Linked DNA regions of Homo sapiens: region 2 is linked to region 1. A link is an interaction called in ENCODE POLR2A ChIA-PET data of the cell type or tissue named here. Cell type or tissue: IMR-90. All regions are shown on one strand. Each heading gives the region's core, and the rest is flanking DNA. Links, peaks and the distances in the headings are about the cores only. Region 1 overlaps WASF3 (WASP family member 3). Region 2 has its middle 140 kb from the start of WASF3.

What was found. ChIA-PET counts read pairs that join two places held together with the same protein. Peaks named below come from ENCODE experiments on the same cell type or tissue, not always from the same donor. Only the 100,000 strongest peaks of a DNase experiment are listed, where the experiment ranks them.
Region 2: POLR2A ChIA-PET joins it to region 1 with 13 read pairs; 2 of 35 experiments call an interaction of 5 or more read pairs at or near these places.

Annotation. Positions count from the first base shown.
Region 1 is chr13:26,684,180-26,694,237 of GRCh38, forward strand. It overlaps WASF3 (WASP family member 3), which reads left to right. Exons shown (of 10, transcript NM_006646.6): 10 at 1,509-4,769. The coding sequence ends at 1,666. The region is part of intron 1 of LOC107984597 (a long non-coding RNA gene); the gene reads right to left. Among named protein-coding and RNA genes, the nearest start is that of GPR12, 72 kb to the right of the region's middle. In IMR-90, for the core only: no CTCF peak of the experiment used is centred there; no DNase peak of the experiment used is centred there.
Region 2 is chr13:26,417,277-26,427,334 of GRCh38, forward strand. No RefSeq gene overlaps it. Among named protein-coding and RNA genes, the nearest start is that of WASF3, 140 kb to the right of the region's middle. RefSeq lists an enhancer at 7,216-7,741. In IMR-90, for the core only: no CTCF peak of the experiment used is centred there; no DNase peak of the experiment used is centred there; H3K27ac peaks cover 370 bases.

The DNA.
Region 1 (10,058 bases), core at 3,812-6,311:
CACACTTTTATTTTGTCAAGATAAAAAAGTCCTAGAGGTATATTAGCTCATGAATATCAAGTTCGGGGTCATTGTAGGACGGTGTTGGATTTGCCTTTTTTTTTTTTAACACCTTATAAGCCCTGTCTACCAAGAGTAGATACATAATCTGTATCTAATCTCGAGGAAACATCTGATACACCCAAATCGACAGACATTCTGCAAAATAGCTTCCTATATTCTTCAAAAACGAGAAGGTTGTAAAACACAAAGACTGTGAAGAACTATCCAGATTAAAGGACATTAACAAAATTGACAACCAATGTCACGGATAATTTCCACTGGATTCTGAACCAGGGGATAATCTTTTCCATTTGCAATTAGATTGGGTCTTTTTGCAAAATTTGAATAATATTTGTAGGATAGATAGTAGTAGTGTATCCAAACTAATTTTGTGATTTTGATATTTTGGGTGGGCGAGGCGGGGGCGGTAACACATGAACTATTTTAGGGGTAAAGGGACATTATATGCCATTCACTCTCAAATGGTCCAGAGAAAAGTGTCTGTGTCTGTCTGTGTAAAGATGATAGGGGAAGATTGGGAAATAAATGTGGTCAGATGTTAGCAGTTGGGGAATCCAAGTATATGGGAATGTTTTTCTGCTGGTCTCATAGCTGTTCTGTAAATCTGAAATTATTTCAAAACAGTTAAAAAATGAATGGATACCATCTTGGGCAACATTGCAAGACTCTATCTCTACAAAAAAGAAAATACAAAATTTAACCGTGCATGGTGGCGTGCGCCGGTGGTTCCAGCTACTCAGGAGGCTGAGGTGGGAGGATTGCTTGAGCCCAGGAGGTCGAGGCTGCAGTGAGCCATGATCGTAACACTGCACTCCAGCCTGGGTCACAGAGTGAGACCCAATCTCAAAAAAAAAAAAAAAAATGGATAAACATTAAATCATCAAATATCTTACTTTGTTACTAAGCTAGAAAGTAGATGATTGTATTTTATGTTTGTTTCCACAGTAATTGTTGAAATAAAGGTTTCTCAGTTACTTCTTGGGTTAGCTGAGAGTGAGTAGCATAGAACACTGTTTCCAAGGCTCTGGATGCTGTTGCTGCCTAGTAGATGTCCTGTGGTGATAGAAATGCTCCAGCCTGCAGCGTCCCAGAGAGTAGCCACTAGCCACATGTCAGTTCATGCTTTTAAGGCTATATGTGCCTAGTGGCTGCTGTCTGGGATGGTGCAGCTCCACAGTTTTCTCTAATGGTGTTCAGGTACACTGAAATTAGGAATTTTTAATATTTTAACACATTACTTTGTTACAAAAAAACTTCTCACTTTGAATGCATGTTTTTTCTCATGAAACTTTTAATATTCCCTGAGCTTTTCTCCCCTCAAATTTCTAAAACTTTCTGTCCTTAGTGTCAGTAGAAAAAAAAGTCCAATAGACATATTTGTTCGTTTATCTTTAATTTGGAGCCAGCAAAAGGATGTGATTCTGAACCACGTGTTGTGTCTGCAGGAATTCAACTGAAAAAGGTGCAGGAGCAGCGGGAGCAGGAGGCCAAGCGGGAGCCAGTGGGGAATGACGTGGCCACGATCCTGTCCCGGCGCATTGCCGTGGAGTACAGCGACTCTGACGACGACTCAGAGTTCGACGAGAACGACTGGTCCGACTGAGCAAAGGCCGGCGGAGAGGCCGCGTGTGGGAGCGTGTTGAAGATTTTAAGTGGTCTCTACACCCAAATAGTGGTATTCTAATCCCGTAGCATAGCACCTTTTGTATAAACAATGTGATATTGCTTCTGCACATCCAAAAATTCTGGGTCTTTTCAGTATTTACTGTGTAATACTTAAGTGCCACTAAACATAGCAAATTGTGCTGCACATGAGGAAATAGGCTGTCACTATCACATTGTCCTGAAAACAGCATCTGCTTTCCTCTTGGCCATGAGAGTATTTAGTGCAGTTTGGGTTTACTCTTACTGATCAATATAACTCTGCAGACTTGCTGTGTGTTTGTGAAGCTGCCTGGTGTTAGGTCTCTGCAAGACTAATGACTATGTCAGAGTGATGTCTTCCAACCAGTAAGTGATATTGTTTCACCGCTTTGGTTTTTCCTTTTGTTTTTTTAAAGGATGTGTTTCTGAATAAGTTGGTTTTAGAGGGAAAGGTTCAACAAACAGGGAGAATCCAGTGTTTCTGCTTTCAGTTTCTTGGCTTGGTAGCCTCTGAGTGAATCTGATGCTCTGCTGAATAATTTCATTACCTCTGCACATGCCTGTCAAATATGAAATTGGAAGGGCCCTTTTCAGGCTGGGTTCCCTGTGGGCATTTGCTTAGTAAATGCCTGTTGATGGTTTTTGCAAGAGAATTCAGCAGCTCAACAGTAATGAAAGTGAAGAACAGAGTCCATTTTCCTTCCTGGGGCCATTGGGGATGACACTCAAGATACTTGCCAGTCTCTCCAGTGTGGGCACCAGCCGGCCAGAACAGATGCGAGCAGTCCATGACTCTGGGAGCTACACCGCTGAGCTGGGCAGAGCTGCGGCACAGGGCCTGGGCTGCAAAGGAGCCCTGCTCCTTTAGTTTCCTGACACCTGTGTCCTGAGTGAGCCGCAGGAGTTCTTAGCTCCTCAGCGAGCAACAGAGAGCACTTTAGATGGCACCTTTCACCACTTGGTCAGAATTTTAAAAGCTTAGGTTTAGGTGAAAGTAGATATTGACAGCTATTCACCTTTCACGGTGCTGGGGCCAGATTAGGGATCACTCCCGTGAGGAGGGCCTTCACCCTGTTCTAGAAGCACATGGTTGTCCTCCTGTTGTTGGCACATTAAATGATAAAAAGCACCTCATGAGATTCCCTTGATCAGCCCTGCAGCTGTAGTACAGTGCTGTGCCCTCACCTCCACCCTTCCTGTTGTTCCCACGTGGGCAATACCAGGGACCCATGGGGAAACTCAAGAATGACAGCTTCTATATTTTGTAATTCTGGATGAAAGATAACTGTGTTGAACAAACAGGTGCTCCAGGCTTTGATTATAGATACGACTTCAAAAATATGCTAAGACGCTTGACTTATTAAGGACTTTAACCTACTCAACAGTATTTCATATCCATTGTGGTTAGTTACTCAGTTATGTTGAGAAGAATCTGGAGCTAAAAGCAGAGATGTTTGAGGTGACGGTAGGAATGTGAGCAGGATGGTGATGGGGGTTTTTGTTAAAATGCATCTGAGCAAGTCAGCCAGCCCCGAAGTCCCCTCAGTGTGTGTGTCTCGAGTGGCTACCTGTTGGGCTTGTGGGCAGTGATTGTACAGAGCCTGTCCATTGGGTGCAGTCATGTAGATCTGAAGCCCTGAAAAGCCTCATGTCTGCATCCCCTTTCCAAGGCTGCTTCCCTGGTGTGTCTGTTCTCTCCTCTGTCCCAGGTGCTGGGAGCGTCCTCTTCAGCGTCTTTTCCTAGAGCTGGTCACCACTAGGCTGTCACTATAAATTCCTTGAATATAAGTAACAGTTATTAATGAACTTCTAAATTTCTAATTTCTCTCTCTCTCTCTTTTTTTTTTTTTTGTTGTTGTTAAAAAGGGCCTACTACATTGGCGCTATTCTTAGGACTTCTGCAACTTTTAAAGTCTTACTTGTCTTTCTTGTTGCTTTTGTATTAGGAGTTCCCCGTGTGGGTCTAGAACTCCCCTTTGGTAATGCTTCTTTGTTTTTTTATGGCCCTTCTGTTCTCAGGATGGAGAGAACACAGAAGCTACTATCCATGTCAGGATTTATTCTATTTATATCTTATTACAATAAAATTAGTGGCACTTTATTCATAAATATTCATGAGCCTGTTAATTGTTAGTTGTCTTCCTGTAGCTGAATCAACAAGTTATTTTCAACTCAATTTTATGACTTGCGAAAAAGCTTTTGCCCTGTTGTGTACCATAACATTTAAAAGAATGGAAAATGACTGAAATCCAATTTAGATTATTTTTAGAGTATTTTTCCAGCAAATTCAATTTATTCTGAAATTTAAATCCAGATCTTTTCTAATATGGTATTACAATGAAAAGAATAAAGAGAAGATTTGAATTTTCAGTTTCATTTTCAAAAACTATTTACCAAAACAAATGGAGAAGAAACATCCAAAAGCACATTTCATTTCTCCAAACTTTGTGTTTTAAATTATAGTTATAAATTGTAAGGTAATTTTAAATTGTCCCTCGTATTATTTCTCCACGTCTGTTTTAGTTTAATGTCTCCTAAGCTTTTCTCTCATAGCGTAGACCTAGGGAAGGGATGGGAAGATTGCCCAGTCCCCGATGGCTGCGCACACAGGAGGCGGCGGAGCACAAGGCAAGTGAGTTTGCACTGTCAGCCCCAGACCGTAAGCTTGGCTACACTGATGTTTTTCTTTACTAAGGATACTATTCAAAAATTAACATTTTCATCTCAGTAAGTTTTTAGAACATCAAAATGTTTTCTGAGCTCCAAGTGGCTAGGTTGTAAAAGTTTTATAATAATTTGCAATTAAAATACATGATACATATTAATCCATTAAAGACTAGTGGGAATGTATCAGCCAGAGTAGCAAGTAATTTTTGTTTTATAAATCATAGTATCTGTCATCTTGCAGTATTACCAATGCTGTTGTAAATTGAATTTAAAGTGGTATTAAAAAAAACTGTTAAACAATTTTTATCTGTTTGTATATCTTACTATAGATTATGTACAAGTAACATCTAAATAAAATTACACTTTTAACCCTAAGAGGTTTTGCTTATTAATAACAGTGTTGTATGTTTGGCTTTTTTGGAAGAGAACTTGGTGTTAAGTGGTTTTTTGTTTTTGCTTTTGTTTAGCATTTTCCTTATTAGACAACAGAAGACACTACTTTGGTTTCCATTTAAATTTCTACATAATTTTTGTGTCACCAAGAGTTCAGATTGAATTCCTGAATGACTCGGGGCAGCACTAGTCTGGTTAGAAAGAAAAGGCCATGCTGGGAGTAGGGCAGCCACCTGTTGAGAGGATAGAGCCTGGGGCAAGAGGGTCTTAACCACATTTACTCTCAACGGTAAAAGTGAATAACACGCTGTAGTATGTATGTATTGCTTATGAGATGTTTTCATTTAATCCTTACAATAATCCTTAACATTCTGTTTCATATGTGGGAAAACTAGAGTGAAGCTAAGTTACTCTCTCAGGGACCTTGGTCGATAGAAAACTCAGTTCTGGGGCAGAATCACATGTTGGGGTAATGAGAGTCGAGATTGGGTGGGTAAGTGTGGCCACATACTTCAGAGACAGCCAGACTGGAGGTCAGGCTTCCTGTAGAAGCTGCTTTCAAGTTCCTGATGCACACGGTGTGTACCTCTACCATGGCACGCATCATGTGGTATGATGGCTGGTTCTGTGTGTAGCCTTTCACTGGACTGTGTGCTCCTTGTAGATGTAAGTCATCTTTGCATCCTGAGAGCCTTGGCACAGCACCCAGTCTCCTAGACAATGAGCAGCTGCTTTTTGCATGATTAGATGAGTGGATGGATTCCTGAGTGGTTTTCTTTAGCAAAAAGTAAAGTGTGAGCAACTTTTTTAAACATGGCAAATTCTACCAAATACCTTGACCTTGCATTTCCTCCTTAGTACTTGTCATCTGATGTGTGGCTCCCTCTTTATGGTGTGTATTCCCCACCAGACTGAGCTCTGGGAGGCAGGAAGGGGCCTGTTCTGCTGTATCCTGTGTGTTGAGCACAGTGCCTGGCACTTTCTAGGTTTCAAATAGTTATTTAGGGATTGTTGTTCATAGGGAAAAAGGGGAGGCTTCTTCAACAACTGTTTGTGAGCCTAATAAGATTTTTAAATACATGGATATGTGTAAAACACTTGGAAGAGTGCCTGGTGCTAAGCAGACACCCAGTGGTTGTGACCCACCTCTTTCGTCTACAAGCCACTGGCTGAAAAAGAGTGGCAGGCTGGGCCCTGCCCTCATGGGGCTGCTCATCTAATGAGAAAAAAGGACATTAAATATTGTCGAATAAGTAATTTAGATCATTTGACATGTGCTGAAGTTTGGGGCAGAATGAGAAGTGCCCAATCTCAGTGGGCCAAGAGAAGCTGAGATTTGAGAATGAACAGAAGTTAGCTCAGGGAAGGGAAAGGAGTTTTTCAGTAGAGAGAACAGCCTGTGCATTCCCTAAGATGGGAAAGACAATATGGGGTGAGAATGGAACTAAAGTATTGTGGAATGGAAGCACTGAGAGGAAGAAGTGTCATGAGATGGGATACAAAGATGCTGGAAACCTCCCATGCCCAGCATTCGGGATTTAGGGAGCTTTCTGAACCAACAAACCCCACCATGATGACATGTCTGCCATAGCTGCACACCTATCAAAATATTCATATTTACAGCCTATTGGTTTTTTAATTGATCTTGATAGCCTCATGCCTTAGATGGCACTAATCTTAGAAAGGATCTTAGGTCCGTTTTATTTATATGTATTTAGAAGGCATCTTAGTGCTCTGCTAGTCTAGCTCCTACCTTTAAAGATGGGGAAAAGGCCATTGCTTCCATTGATGGGGGCTCAAAGCTTGGTCTCTTGACTCTTGAATTTTCAAGAGTTCAAGGTCCTCCTGTTCCACCTTTCAGAGTTAGGTAAATATCCCTCACCCTCTGTTTCATTATGAAAAAAATTAAAATCTACAATAAAGTTGTTCAGTAAACACTCATATACCCCTCTCCATCTGTTCATCAATTCTTATCTTTTATGCATTTCAAAGTAATGTGTATTCTTCACCCCGAATTCTTCAGCATACATATCATTAGAGTTTAATATTTATAATGTAAAATACACTTAGAGTAGGTTCACTGACTCTATTCTGTCATCTGTTATATAATTTGCTCTTAAGCCCATCTAGTAAATTTTTTATTTCAGACATTGGATTTTTTCACTCTAGAATGTCCTAATGGTTCTTTTTTGTTGTTCATTTATTATAAGCTTATTTTCCTTTACATCTTTGAGCATAGTTATACTGGCTCTTTAAAAATCTTTGCTAATTCCAACATCTGGATTTTTTTTTTTTCAGGATCAGTCGCTATTGAGTGTTTTCACTCTTGAGTGCATGCCTAATAGTTTTGGATTGTATTGTAAACTCGGTGAATGATACATTTTAGAGACTCTCGATTCTGTTATGTTCCTCCAAAAAGTACTGATTTTTTTTTTTTTTAAAGAAGACAGTTAACATGGCTAGAATTAAACTCTCAATTCCTCCCTGCCCCCATCACCCAGCACACACACAATAGACAATAGCAGAAATTTCTTAAGTTCTTTTAACCTTAGCCAGGCTGTTTGGAGTTTATTTGGCTCACGCTTGGTTACAGAATCAAACAGAGACTCAGGCAGTTTTACACAGAATTTTTGGATCCCCCTCTGGCTCTTGTTTGTAGGAACACTTCACTTTCAATCTTCTTTGATCGCTCTGAACTCAGCCCTCTCATTTTTTTAAGCCAATAAGATGGTGGGTTAAGTCAGCCAGCCAAGACTGCAGATTTTCTGTTCAGGCTTAGCTGCCTGCTTGGCAGAACAGGGCCTGCCCTCACCAAAATGCCTTTAATAATCAGAAATGCAAAGCCTTTTTCTTCTGCCAAGCGTCAGCTCCCCTCTCATGTGTTTCTGGTTTTGATTTCTGTGCAATGCCTTCGATGGCTGTGAGGTGTATTTTGTCCAGTTCATAATTGTTATCTGTAGTGATTTGGTCTGAAATGAGCTAGTTCTCCAGTCCCAGAAGCCTCATTCTATAAATACTTGATGCAACATTTATTTTTAAAAATGTTAATGTAAATTTAAAAATGCAAACTGATGTTTAATACCCAATTACAACAAATGATCAGTGTCTCCATTTTTCTGCCAAGCAAACTTGTGTTTGCAAGGACCCCACAATAAAACTGGTGACATAGTTCTTTAACAAAGTGGTATCCAAGTATTGCATGATGTGATAGGAAACATGTGTCTACGTCTTATCTGTGAATCAGAATGTTCTTTAAGGCCGGATGCTGTGGCATGCCTGTAATCCCAGCACGTTGGGAGGCTGAGGTGGGTGGATCACTTGAGGTCAGGAGTTCGAAACCAGCCTGGCCAACATGGTGAAACCCCGTCTCTACTAAAAATACAAAAATTAGCCATGCATGGTGGTGTGCGCCTGTAATCCCAGCTACTCAGGAGGCTGAGGCAGGAGAATTGCTTGAACCTGGAAGGCGGAGGTTGCAGTGAGCACGGATTGCACCATTGCGCTCCAGCCTGGGCGACAGAGAGAGACTATGTCTCAAAAAAAAAAAAACAAAAAACAAAAAAAACCCAAACCCAGAATGTTCTTTAAACCGTGCAAGCAGAACAGTATGTGAGTCACATGGGCATTAAGACTACTTTAACAAATCGTCAGCCTTACCCCCAGTCTCCATTTTTATGTTCATCAAATAACTTTAATATTTTCACTGAGTTTTATAAATTTAGATTCAGGAATAAATCTATACACATAAAATATTTACTTTTAATTATTGGGGTTCATTTGAATCAAGGGTTCCACTACCTAAAACTTTGTAACCACTGCCTAGCATCACCAGTATGTAAGGGTTCACGTTGTTATGGGACTGTGTACTGTACTCAGATTTTGTGTTCTGTGAAGACAGTCCCAATACAGAGCTGTGTCACAAGCTTTTGAGGACATGGATATTTAATTTGGAGGTGTGGGTAACTTGTAGAGGTGTCCCAACAGGGAACTAGATGAGAAGGAGATTTGCTTCCCGAGTATACTTTCTTCCCGGGCCTGGCACCTGGACATTGATTTGCCAAAACACGTGAGCACTGTCCTGTGGATATCTGTACGTGCGATCTTTTAATTGCCCCACTGCATTTGCCCTGTGTACTTGTGATGTGAGTAATTAGCTTTAAATACAGCACCATGATTAGTTAGAGGTGGTGAATTGGCCGATGATTTACCATGAAGAAAAATTAAGAAAATATGCCATTTAAGAGTAATTTAAAAACCTACCAAGTGGTACTTAACGTGAAGTGACATTTAAAAGCATTTCATATTCGAGGATGTGCGTCAGCTGCTGTGGCCTAAAACCAGTTGAAACAGCAGTTTGACTCTGCAGCTGGCACGTCCTGAACCTGTGAACATGACTTAGCATCCGCATTCAGAAGATGTTTCTTTGCATGTGTGTAGGTGACGGTGGTTTGAAGTGTATCTTCTGAGAGCCACACTTGAAGATCTTGATAATTAAGTTAGGGGAGCAGCTTTCAGCTCCTTGACATGTCTTTTAATATTTCAGAGACCTAGCCAGGCATGGTGGTGGCTCATGCCTGTAACTCCAGCAATTTGGGAGGCCAAGATGGGAGGATCACTTGAGCTCAGGAGTTTGAGACCAGCCTAGGCAACATAGCAAGACCCCATTGCTCCAAAAAGAAAAAGAAATCAGCTGGGCATGGCAGCTCACTCCTGTTGTTCCGGCTACTCAGGAGGCTGAGATGGGAGGATTGCTTGAGCCCAGGGAGTCAAGGCTGCAGTGAACTATGATCGCACCACTGCACTCCAGCCTGGGTGACAGAGTGAGACTGTGTCTCACAAAAAAACAACAAAAATCACACACACACACACACACACACACACACACCAAAAATCAAAGACCTGGGCCTTCATTTGGTTTTCCAATTGGGGAATTTCAGCGACATGCCTTGAGGTCGGGGCAGGAAGCAGCATGGTGATCAGCACTGGATGACTCACCATGAAGGGCCCCAGGTTGCCTCCTCCCAGGGCACCTGGCCACATTTCCATTTGCACAGGTCGCAGTGTTGCTGTGGCTCCAGCAGCCCTGTGTCCCTCCTGTCCCTGGTCTCTGGCTCGCCTTGTCACTGTAAGCCTCCCTCCTCCCTCCACCAGCACGACTTTCCTTGCCAGGCTCCTTCCTCACAGAGGCCGTGGGTCCCTGTGGCCCCCACATCGCCTTGGTTTCTGCTGTCCTTCCCTCTTCCCCCGACAGGTGACCTGTCCTCTCCTGTCTTCCCCTGATGCTTCCAATG
Region 2 (10,058 bases), core at 4,392-6,891, 270 kb before region 1:
TTGTCTCTGCTCCCCATGCCCGTGCTTACCTCCACCTTCTTGAATACAGGCACACTTTGCTTTATTGCCCTTTGCTTTATTGCACCTTGCCAGTGTTACGTTTTTCACACATTGAAGGTTTGTGGCAACCATGTGTGGAGCAAGTCTATCAGTGCCATTTTCCCAACAGCATGTTCTCAGTTTGTGTCACATATTGATAATTCTCATAATACGTCACACTCTTCATTATTATTATATCTGTTATGGTTCTTTGTGATCAGTGATCTTTGATGCTACTATTGTAATTGTTCTGGGGCCCAGCCTGGGCGACAGAGCGAGACTCTGTCTCAAAACAAACAAACAAAAAACGAATTTAATCTATAAATGTTGTGTGTGTTCTGACTGCTTCATCAACTGGCCATTTCCTTGTCTCTCTCCCTATCCTCTCTATTCTCCCTGTTCCCTGATATGACAATTTTGAAATTGGGCCAATTAATAACTTTATAATGGCCTCTAAGTGTCTGAGTGAAAGGAAGAGTTGCATGTCTCTTACTTTAAATCAACAGCTAGAAACAATTAAGCTTACTGAGGAAGGCATGTCAAAAGGCATGATAGGCTGACAGCTTGGTCTCTTGCACCAAACAGTTAGCCAAGTTGTGAATGCAAAGGAGAGCTCTTAAAGGAAATTAAAATTGTCACTCCAGTGAACACACAAATGATAAGAAAGTAAAACAGCAGACTTATTGCTGATACGGGGAAAGTTTGAGCGGTCTGGATAGAAGATCAAACCAGCCACAGCATTCCCTAAGCCAAAGTCTAATCCAGAGCAAGACCCTAACTCTCTTCAATTCTGTGAAGGCTGAGAGAGGTGAGGAAGCTACAGAAGAAAAGTTTGAAGCTAGCAGAGGTGGGTTTATGAAATTTAAGGAAAGAAGCCATCCTCAGAACATAACAGTGCAAGCAGCAAGTTCTGATTAAGAAGCTGCAGCAAGTTATCCAGAAGGTCTAGATAACATCATTGATGGAATGCTTCAAAGGACGGAAGCTCTGAAAGCTTCAAAGGATGGAAGCTCTGAAAGCTTCAAAGGACAGGCTGACTATCACTGGGAGATAATGCACTGGTGACTTTAAGTTGACTCCAATGCTCGTTGACCATTCCTAAGATCCTATAGTCCTTAAGAATTGTACTGAATCTCCTCTGCCTGTGCTCTAGAAATAGAAAAACAAAGCCTCAATGACAGCACATGTGTTTTCAGCATGGTTCACTGAGTATTTTAAGCCTACCATTGAGACCTATTGCTCAGAAAAAAAAAGATTTCTTTCAAAATATTACTGCTCATTGACAATGCCCCTGGTCACCTAGGAACCCTGATAGGGGTATACAGGAGACGAATATTGTTTCCCTGCCTGCTAACTTAACATTTATTCTGCAGCCCATAGATCAAGGGGTAACTTTGACTTTCAAGTCTTATTATTTAAGAAACATACTTCATAAGGCCGCAGGTGCCATAGGTAGTGATTACTTTGATGGATCTGGAAAAGATAAATTGAAAGCCTTCTGGCAAGGATTTACCATTCAAGATGTCATTAGCATTAGTCATTCATAGGAGAAGGTCAAAATATCAATATTAACAGGAGTTTGGAAGAAGTTGATTCCAACACTCATGAAGGAGTTTGAGGGGTTCAAGACTTCAGTGGAGGAGATCACTGTGGATGTGGTGGAAACAGCAGGAGAACTAGAATTAGAAGTAGAGCCTGAAGATGCGACTGAATTGCTTCAATCTCATGATAAAACTTTAATGGATGAGGAGTTGCTTCTTATAAATGAGCAAAGGAAGTGGTTTCTTGACATGGAATCTACTCCTGAAAAAGATGCTGTGAACATTGTTGAAATAACGACAAAGTATTTAGAATATTATATAAACTTAGTTGATAAAGCAGCAGCAGGGTTTGAGAGGATTGTGTCTAATTTTGAAAGAAGTTCTACTATGGGTAAAATATTTTTAATTTTTTTTTTTTTGAGATGGAGTCTCGCCCTGTCACCCAAGCGGAGTGCAGTGGCGTGATCTCGGCTCACTGCAACCTCCGCCTCCCGGGTTCAAGCGATTCTTCTGCTTCAGCTTCCCAAGTAGCTGGGATTACAGGCACCCACCACCATGCCCAGCTAATTTTTGTATTTTTAGTAGAGATGGGGTTTCACCATGTTGGCCAGGCTGGTCTCGAACTCCTGACCTCAGGTGATCCACCTGCCTTGGCCTCCCAAAGTGCTGGAATTACAGGTGTGAGCCACCATGCCCAGATATCTTGTTAAAATATTATCAAACAGTATTGAATGCTACAGAGAAATATTTCATGACAAGGAAGAGTTGAACTTCATTTTTGTCTTATTTTAAGAAATTTCCTCAACTACCCCAGTCTTCAGCAACCACCATCCCAATCAGTCAGCAGCCATTAATATCAAGGCAAGATTCTCCATCAGCAAAAAGATTCTGACTTGCTGAAGACTCAGATGAATGTTAGCATTTTTTAAACAATAAAGTCTTTTTAAATTAAGGTAGATACATTGCTTTTTTAGGCATAATGCTATTAAACACTTAATAGACTACAGTATAGTGTAAGCATAATTTCTTTTTTTTAGAGATGGGGTCTCACTGTGTTGCCTAGGCTGGAGTGCAGTGGTGCGATCATAGCCCACTGCAACCTGGAACTCCTGGGCTCAAGCAGTCCTCTCACCTCAGCCTCATAAGTAGCTAGGACTACAGGTGTGTGCCACCATGCCCAGCTATTCTTTTTTTCTTAGAGATGGGGTCTCACTATGTTGCCTGGGCTGGTCTAGAACTCCCGGCCTCCAACAATCCTCCTGCCTCGGCCTGTAAGCCTAACTTGTATATGCATTGGGAAACCAAGCAATTCATGTGACTGACTTTATTGTGTTATTTGCTTTATTGCAGTTGTCTGGAACCAAACCCACAATATCTCCAAGGTGTATCTGAATATGGAGCAGTGGCTTTTCAAACATCCTTATCTCCAACTTCTAGTATCTCTGTTATTTTTGGATCCAGGTTTATTGATTGATTTTTCTTCCATTTAGGAGTCATATTTTTCTTCTTCTTTGTATGCCTGGTAATTTTTTATTGGATGCTGAGCATCATTAATTTGCTGTGTTGGTTGCTGTATCTTGTTATGTTTGTTTAGTGCTGGATTTTGTTATGGCACACTGTTAAATCACTTGGAGTCAGCTGTATCCTTTTGATGCTTGCTCTTAAGCCTAATGTGTCAGGTCCAGAATAACTTTTAGTCCAGGGCTAATGAAGCCCCACTGCTACAGAAACATTCTTCTGAGAATTCTGGCAGATGCCCCAGCTACAACTCTTCACTGGTAGAAACACGGACTATTCTCAGCCTTGTTTGAACTCTAGGAATTGTTCTGCCTACTCTTTTTCAGGATTCTTTGTCTGACCTCAGATAGTTTCTTGTCACGCATACACAGATCAGTACTCAAAGGCTGGACAGAACCCGCTGTGTGTTTCCAGAGCCATGTCCACTTCCCTGCCGTAGCTCCCTCTTTCCCAACACACCTTTTCTTAAATTCCAGCCACCTTAGCTTTGATCTGTTCAACACACAAAGACCACTGGGTTTTATTTGGATTTTCCTCTCTGCACTGCAGCCTGCCAGCTGCTTTTAAGTGGTAAGCTCAGGCAATAATAAAACACACATTGCTTCTCAGGAATCACAATACTGTGCTGCCTTTTGTTTGGTGTCTGAAAAACGTTTTTAAATACATTTTGTCCAATTTTCTAATTGTTTAAGGGGGTAGGGTAAATCAGGTCCCATTACTCCCTCTTGGCTGGCAGTAGGAGTTACAGCTGGTGACCATTTGTTAAATGGGTGCAAACTTGAAGCTGGCTCACAAATTTCTTAGCATTGAGGTACACCTGAGTTTGATCCTGATAAGACAATCAATGCATTGTCCTGAAATTTATGAACATGATATCCATAATTGCCCAATATTTTGTCCGAATATTTTTGGACCATGCTCAAACCACTAAGCAGTCTGGTATATAATGTGAGCCTTTGCTTTCCCAATGAGGAGATTGATAAAAGAAAGAAGAAAAAAATACATCTCCTTTAAGGGCTGGAGACAGAATGCTTAAATATCTACATTGCAGTGTTCAAGTAAGTTACAAATATATAAAATTACACACTAGATCAACTAATACATTATTTTAAAGGATTGCCTTTTCCCACTCTTGCTGAATCACTGAAATGATTCTATTTAAATTCTCATATGCATTTTTGACTTTAATAATTTATTTTTCATTGCTATCATCTGAGTTATCTAAAACATCATCTTTGTGCCATCGAAGTTGCTTGAGCTTCAGCACTATCTGACTTTCTATGTATGTTGCTGGACATTTTACCCAGGCGGCAAGTGTGCATTCACGTTTCAGGAAACAGCTAGTTGTGTCGTTTTTTTTTTTTTTTTTTTCCATTTGGCAGTCACCATATGCAAGACATTTACTGTGTGGCTTGGTAAGTAATTTTTTTTTTTTTTTTTTTTTTTTGAGACGGAGTCTTGCTCTGTCACCCAGGCTGGAGTGCAGTGGCGCGATCTTGGCTCACGGCCACCTCTGCCTTCCAGGTTCAAGCAATTCTCTGCCTCAGCCTCCTGAGTAGCTGGGATTACAGGTGCCCGCCACCATGCCTGGCTAATTTTTTTTTGTATTTTTAGTAGAGATGGGGTTTCACCATCTTGGCCAGGCTGGTCTTGAACTCCTGACCTCGTGATCCACCCGCCTTGGCCTCCCAAAGTGCTGGGATTACAGGCATGAACCACCGCGCCCGGCCTTGTAAGTGATTTTAATAAGGCTTGTTTCCAATACAATACATCCAACAAATTGTAATTGAGTGTATTCCACCCCCAAGAATAATTCCTGAATACTAAACCTGTTCAATGTCTTGTTCTCTTTTTCAAACCATCTGTTCCATCAGATGACCACTATATTCATCCAAAACTAGCATTTCAAGGTTAGTTTAGACTAGGGTTGCATGATAATATCCAGGGAGCCTGGTTAAATTTGAATTTTAGATAAACAACAAAAATGTTTTGGTATAATTACGTCCCAAATATTGCACAGAACATACCTATACTACAAAAAAAGGTAGTTTATCCGAAATTTAAATTTAACTAAGCAACCTGTGTTTTTATTTGCTAAAACTGGTAACCATATTTTTTTAAATCACTGTGTCTTCCTCAACTAACCAATTTGTAACCTATTCATAACCAATCCATTTATAAGATATTGCTTGTCACTGATTTCCCCTATTTTGAATAATAATGAGAGAAAAAATTTACTTTTTATTTAGGGATATATAGTAATTTTTACTGTCACTTTCTTGCAAAGGATGTAATACCATAAGCACTCTTGAATATATTTGGAAGTATTTTTCCTGAGAGGTAGCAATTAATTCAGGGAACGAAATATTAGAAGATTGGTTTTACCAGTTCTCTATGCTATGAAAGCACACATTACGAATTAAAACATGGTATTCATTAACACAAGTTTGAACTAGGTAAGTATGTTCATTTCTCTTTCCACATTTTCAGAATTATGCCTCCGATTCTTTTGGCATACCAGCGTGTTTCAAAGGCAAATGTCATCTTTATCACGACCACCCTGCCTACACAGATTGTGGGTTTCCTAGGCCACACGTACCAGGAAAGTCATTTAAATGGCACATTGTAGTATCTAGGAAGAAATGTTCCTTTCCCTTTGGTTGAATTGACTGTTAAGCGGGGGGAAAATACCCAGAAATCTCAAGGACTGAATTTCTTCATAAAACTAAACATGTCTCCATTTATTCTTAGGCATGGTGACTCTAATACTTTCATTTTCCCCTTCTGTATTATTTAGAAAGAGTAATTCAATTTCCCCAATACTTCAGAATCCTGATGGAGTGTCAGATCTTCAATAACTTAACTTGTTCTGTCATTTTATTAAATTAGGGAAAAAAATAACCATTTGCTACTTTTGATTGCATTTTAGAATCTATAAGAAAGTGCTAAGTTTCTCTGTGGCTCCTGCGTGTCCTCAGTTAATATCAAATTGTCCCCAGCTTGAATCATTTCCCATGATTCAGAAAATCATTTTTCTTCTGCCCCTAAGGATACAAATTGGAAATAAAGTGATAAAACTTGGAAGAAATGCAATAAAACATCCCTAGGAAGCTTGAGAATCTTAGATGAAGCAGTTGGTGAGTTTAAGATCTTGCCCAGATGTGCTGAAAATATCCTTTCCACACAGTAAAAATATTCACTGCCTTCTTAAATTCAGTGACGTTTTTCTTTTTCTTTCTTTCTTTTTTTTTCTTTTTCTTTTCCTTTTTTTTTTTTTTTTTTTTGACAGAAAGGCAGCTGCTGTTCTTGCTGGCAGATGATAGCACTGGTTCCAAGGAAATCAGAATGCTTGCTGCCTTTGAGGCTGATGCAATGGGGAGGTCTAGCAACTTCTTTATACCCTGGCTTAAAAGGACTTTCTCCCAACACATTCCTATCCCTAAAGAACATCCCTGCTTTCCTTTCCAGGGCATTTCTTTCTCTCCAAGCCAGCCAGACGGTTCTCTGCCAGGGCCCATAGCCCTGCACTGACATTAACCAGAGCTGAGTCCGCCCTGCAGTCCTGCTCCTCTCTCACATTCAGTACTCGTTTTTACAGGAAAGAAAAGCTCATGTGTGCTAAGTCAAGCATTTTTAAAAAGAAAAAGGAGTTTGAAAGATTCATTTCACAAATGCTATTTCCTTTGCACTTGTTCCACCCGCCCCCCGCCCACAATTCTTAAGGGCAGGTGCACCAGAAACCATGATGTTTATGGCATTCTCTCTCATCCAGTAACTCCCAAACCAAACTGAAAAGATGCCAGACAGTCTTCCCTGTATACCATGGTTTCTTTCAGGGTTTTTGATACTGAATGAGAAAATGATGATGTGTGGGTTAGAGTCAGACTGAAACTGGGCCATCGGCTCCTTGTCTGAGGAAATGTCGTGTCCTGGCGGAGGGAGCGTGGAACCGCTTTCTGGCCTGAGCTGGGCTCTTGGGACAGAGTTGGCAAATGGCTTCACTTCTCTGGGTCTCAGATTTTCCCTCATGAAGTAGGAGGAATGGGGAGCACTAGATGGAAGCAGGCAGATAACTTCTGGAGCTGAGGCTGGCGTCCGCCTAGGGCCCCGGGCCCCACCCGCACGGGTAAGCTGAGCCTCTGAGGGGGTCTGCGATGGGACTCACATGAGCCACACAACACCCCCGTTCTCCTGCCGATATCCGCCCACACTCTGGGAGCTCCTGGGGGCAGGAACAGCCTTATATCTCCCCCCACCCCCAACAGCACCAGGCACATCTCTGTTGTCTATAAGGTGTCGATCTAACATATCCACAGCCTAGCCCCTGTTGTAGGAGTAAGGATATCAGGGGTAGGATACCTACCACACTGTGTCCTAGCAGCCTGGTTGCTCATCTGTCTTTCCAATTACTCTCATCTCCAGAAGCTAGCATGGTGCCTAGCTCTGGGTGCCATTCAGTAAGTTCCACAAAGACCAAGAATGAGCTCCTATACTTAGGAAGTTTCTGCTGCGTACCAGCCACCATCTCACCATTTCATTTAATGCAACAATCCTAGGACATCAACTCTATGATTGTTCCCACTTTCCAGATGAGAAGCCCGGTGCTTAAGAGGTTCACATTGTGCCTATGATGCACAGCTTTTGAGCAGAGCCAGGATGCAAATCAGGCCCATCAGCCTCTAGAATGTGCACCTTCACCCCCACAGTGAGGGAATGAAGCTGCCTTGTTCCATTAAGGTGATGGAGGGAGGATGGAGGAGCAGAGAGACCGCAAGAAGCCAGGGGCCTGACAGGCACCTATGCCCTGGAAGCCTGATTCACCTCTGGACTTTCAAGTTACACAAGCAGGTAAATGTCTTTATCCTTTAAGCCATTTTTGACTGACTTTTGACTGTTTGCAACAAAAGCACCAGCAAGCTGGATATGAGATTCCTCATCCACCACTACCTCCTCTGCTTACAGATTATTTATAGATGTGCTTCTTTTCTGGAGAAAAATATTCTTTAATGAAATTTTCATTGATATTTATCTTACACTACTCGGAAATCAAACCATATCAGTAGATTACTTTAATCATCAGTAGATGATTAAAAAGGCACTCACATGCCTTTTTGTTTTTGTGATTTTTTTTCATCTTTTAACTTCTGTGTTTATTTCATGCTCCTAAGAGTTTATGAAAGTCTCCCACTCCACATCAACACAGAGGTAACATTTATTTCTCAGTGGTGCATTCCAAGAATAGTCTGTGTTTGCAAAGCCCTCTTACGCTCATTTCTGAGCTCATTTATTTATTTAAGAGCTGCACAATCCCAGCCTTGTCCTGTAGTGGAAAGAGATTCTACCACGTTCAGATAGCAATGACTGGTTTAGAAATGATTTGTCTTAGTCCAAGCCAAAGTCTCTTCTGCATCCTTGATTATGTCTAAATGATGCTCTTATCCTTAAACAGAACCCACTTTCTTAGTCCACCAGGAAGCACTTGATTTATTTACCAGCTCCAGGGAAGGGAGGAAGCAGCCGTCCAAAGGGTAATCACACAGCCAGGTGAGCTGCCACTGAGCTGTGGCCCGGGAGAAAATGGTTTTAAGTGCTGAACGGGTTTGGTGTCGTGCCAGCCTGCTTGCTAAGGAACTCGCTCAGTCCTGCCTGGGAAATTAGATGGGCAGGCAAGTAAGTATTCAGAACGCTTCCAAAGGGGGACACAGGCAGCTGTCATTGTCCTGGCCACGGGAGACAGTCACAAGGGGACAGTGCTCACAGCACATGTGACCTGGAGAAGAGAGACCCAGGAGAGTGCAGTTGTTCACAGCAATCCAGCCCTCAAGGGTAGAGAGCCTGAGGCTCCTCCTGGATCCATAAAGAACTGGTTTCCCTAATGAGTGGCTTGGATGATTCATTTAAGGGACAAGTACAGCCAGTGAACAAGATGGAAGCACCAGATGTCTTAAGGCAGACAGATATCTTGATTGAGTCTCCATAGGACAGATGACCACCCTGGCCCATCAGGTCCTGAGATGCCACACCCCAGCTATGTGGATTAAGGGGGCACTTTCCCTGAGAGTTGGCCAGAGCTCTAAAAAGAATTCCAGGTACAGATGCAAGATTACAAATTAATAGGACAGCTCTTAAAACTTCATTCATTCACTGAAGCCTGCTATGCACCAGACAACATGTTGGGTTCCAGGGACGCAATGAGAGAGAGAGAGTTGGGCAAGTTGGGGAGAGTGTGTGTGTTGCAAGCCTAATGACAATTTAAGTATGCTAACCTAGCTCCTTATTCAAAGGCATGTTATAATTCCTCTCCTAAAATGAAAATGTTCTGATTTAAAGCTATCCCTCTATTTAATACTTAAACACTGGAGGGTTCAAGAAATAGGCTGACCTGAGGGTTTAGGAAGCCTCAGAGTAGCTGGATTCAGCTTTTGAGACTCCCTGAATGGGATTCTACAGATGCAGGACCAGGGCCCACACCATCCCCTGAGTGACAGGGCAGCCACAAGCATCCTCCACTTCCCTAGCTCCAACACCACTTCCTGACTTGCTCCATGTGAATCTCTACCACTCACTGTGACATGTCCTGCAAAGTCCATTTGCGGCCACAGGGTCCACCCACTTCTCTGTGGATGAAAGAGGGTGGGGATTCCTGGAGGAATTAGGGTATCAGGCCTCTCCAGAGCTGCAGCTTGCAAACAAGAAGCAAAATAGACGAGAGATCAGGTAGCAGAGGGAGTGAAGGAAGTGACATGAATGGCTGGAATCATTCCTAGTCTCCACTCCAAAGATCTGCATTCTCTGGTGGGTCCAAGAGTCTGTATTTTTAACTCCTGGGTGATTCTGATGCAGCAAGTCTTGGGATCCTCAGGCCTGAATGTCCCACAAGCCAGAAAATTAGCCCCTGAATCCCAGTTGCTTTTACATAAAGTAAGAAAGTATGTGGATGGCCACTGGGACAGAAAGGTA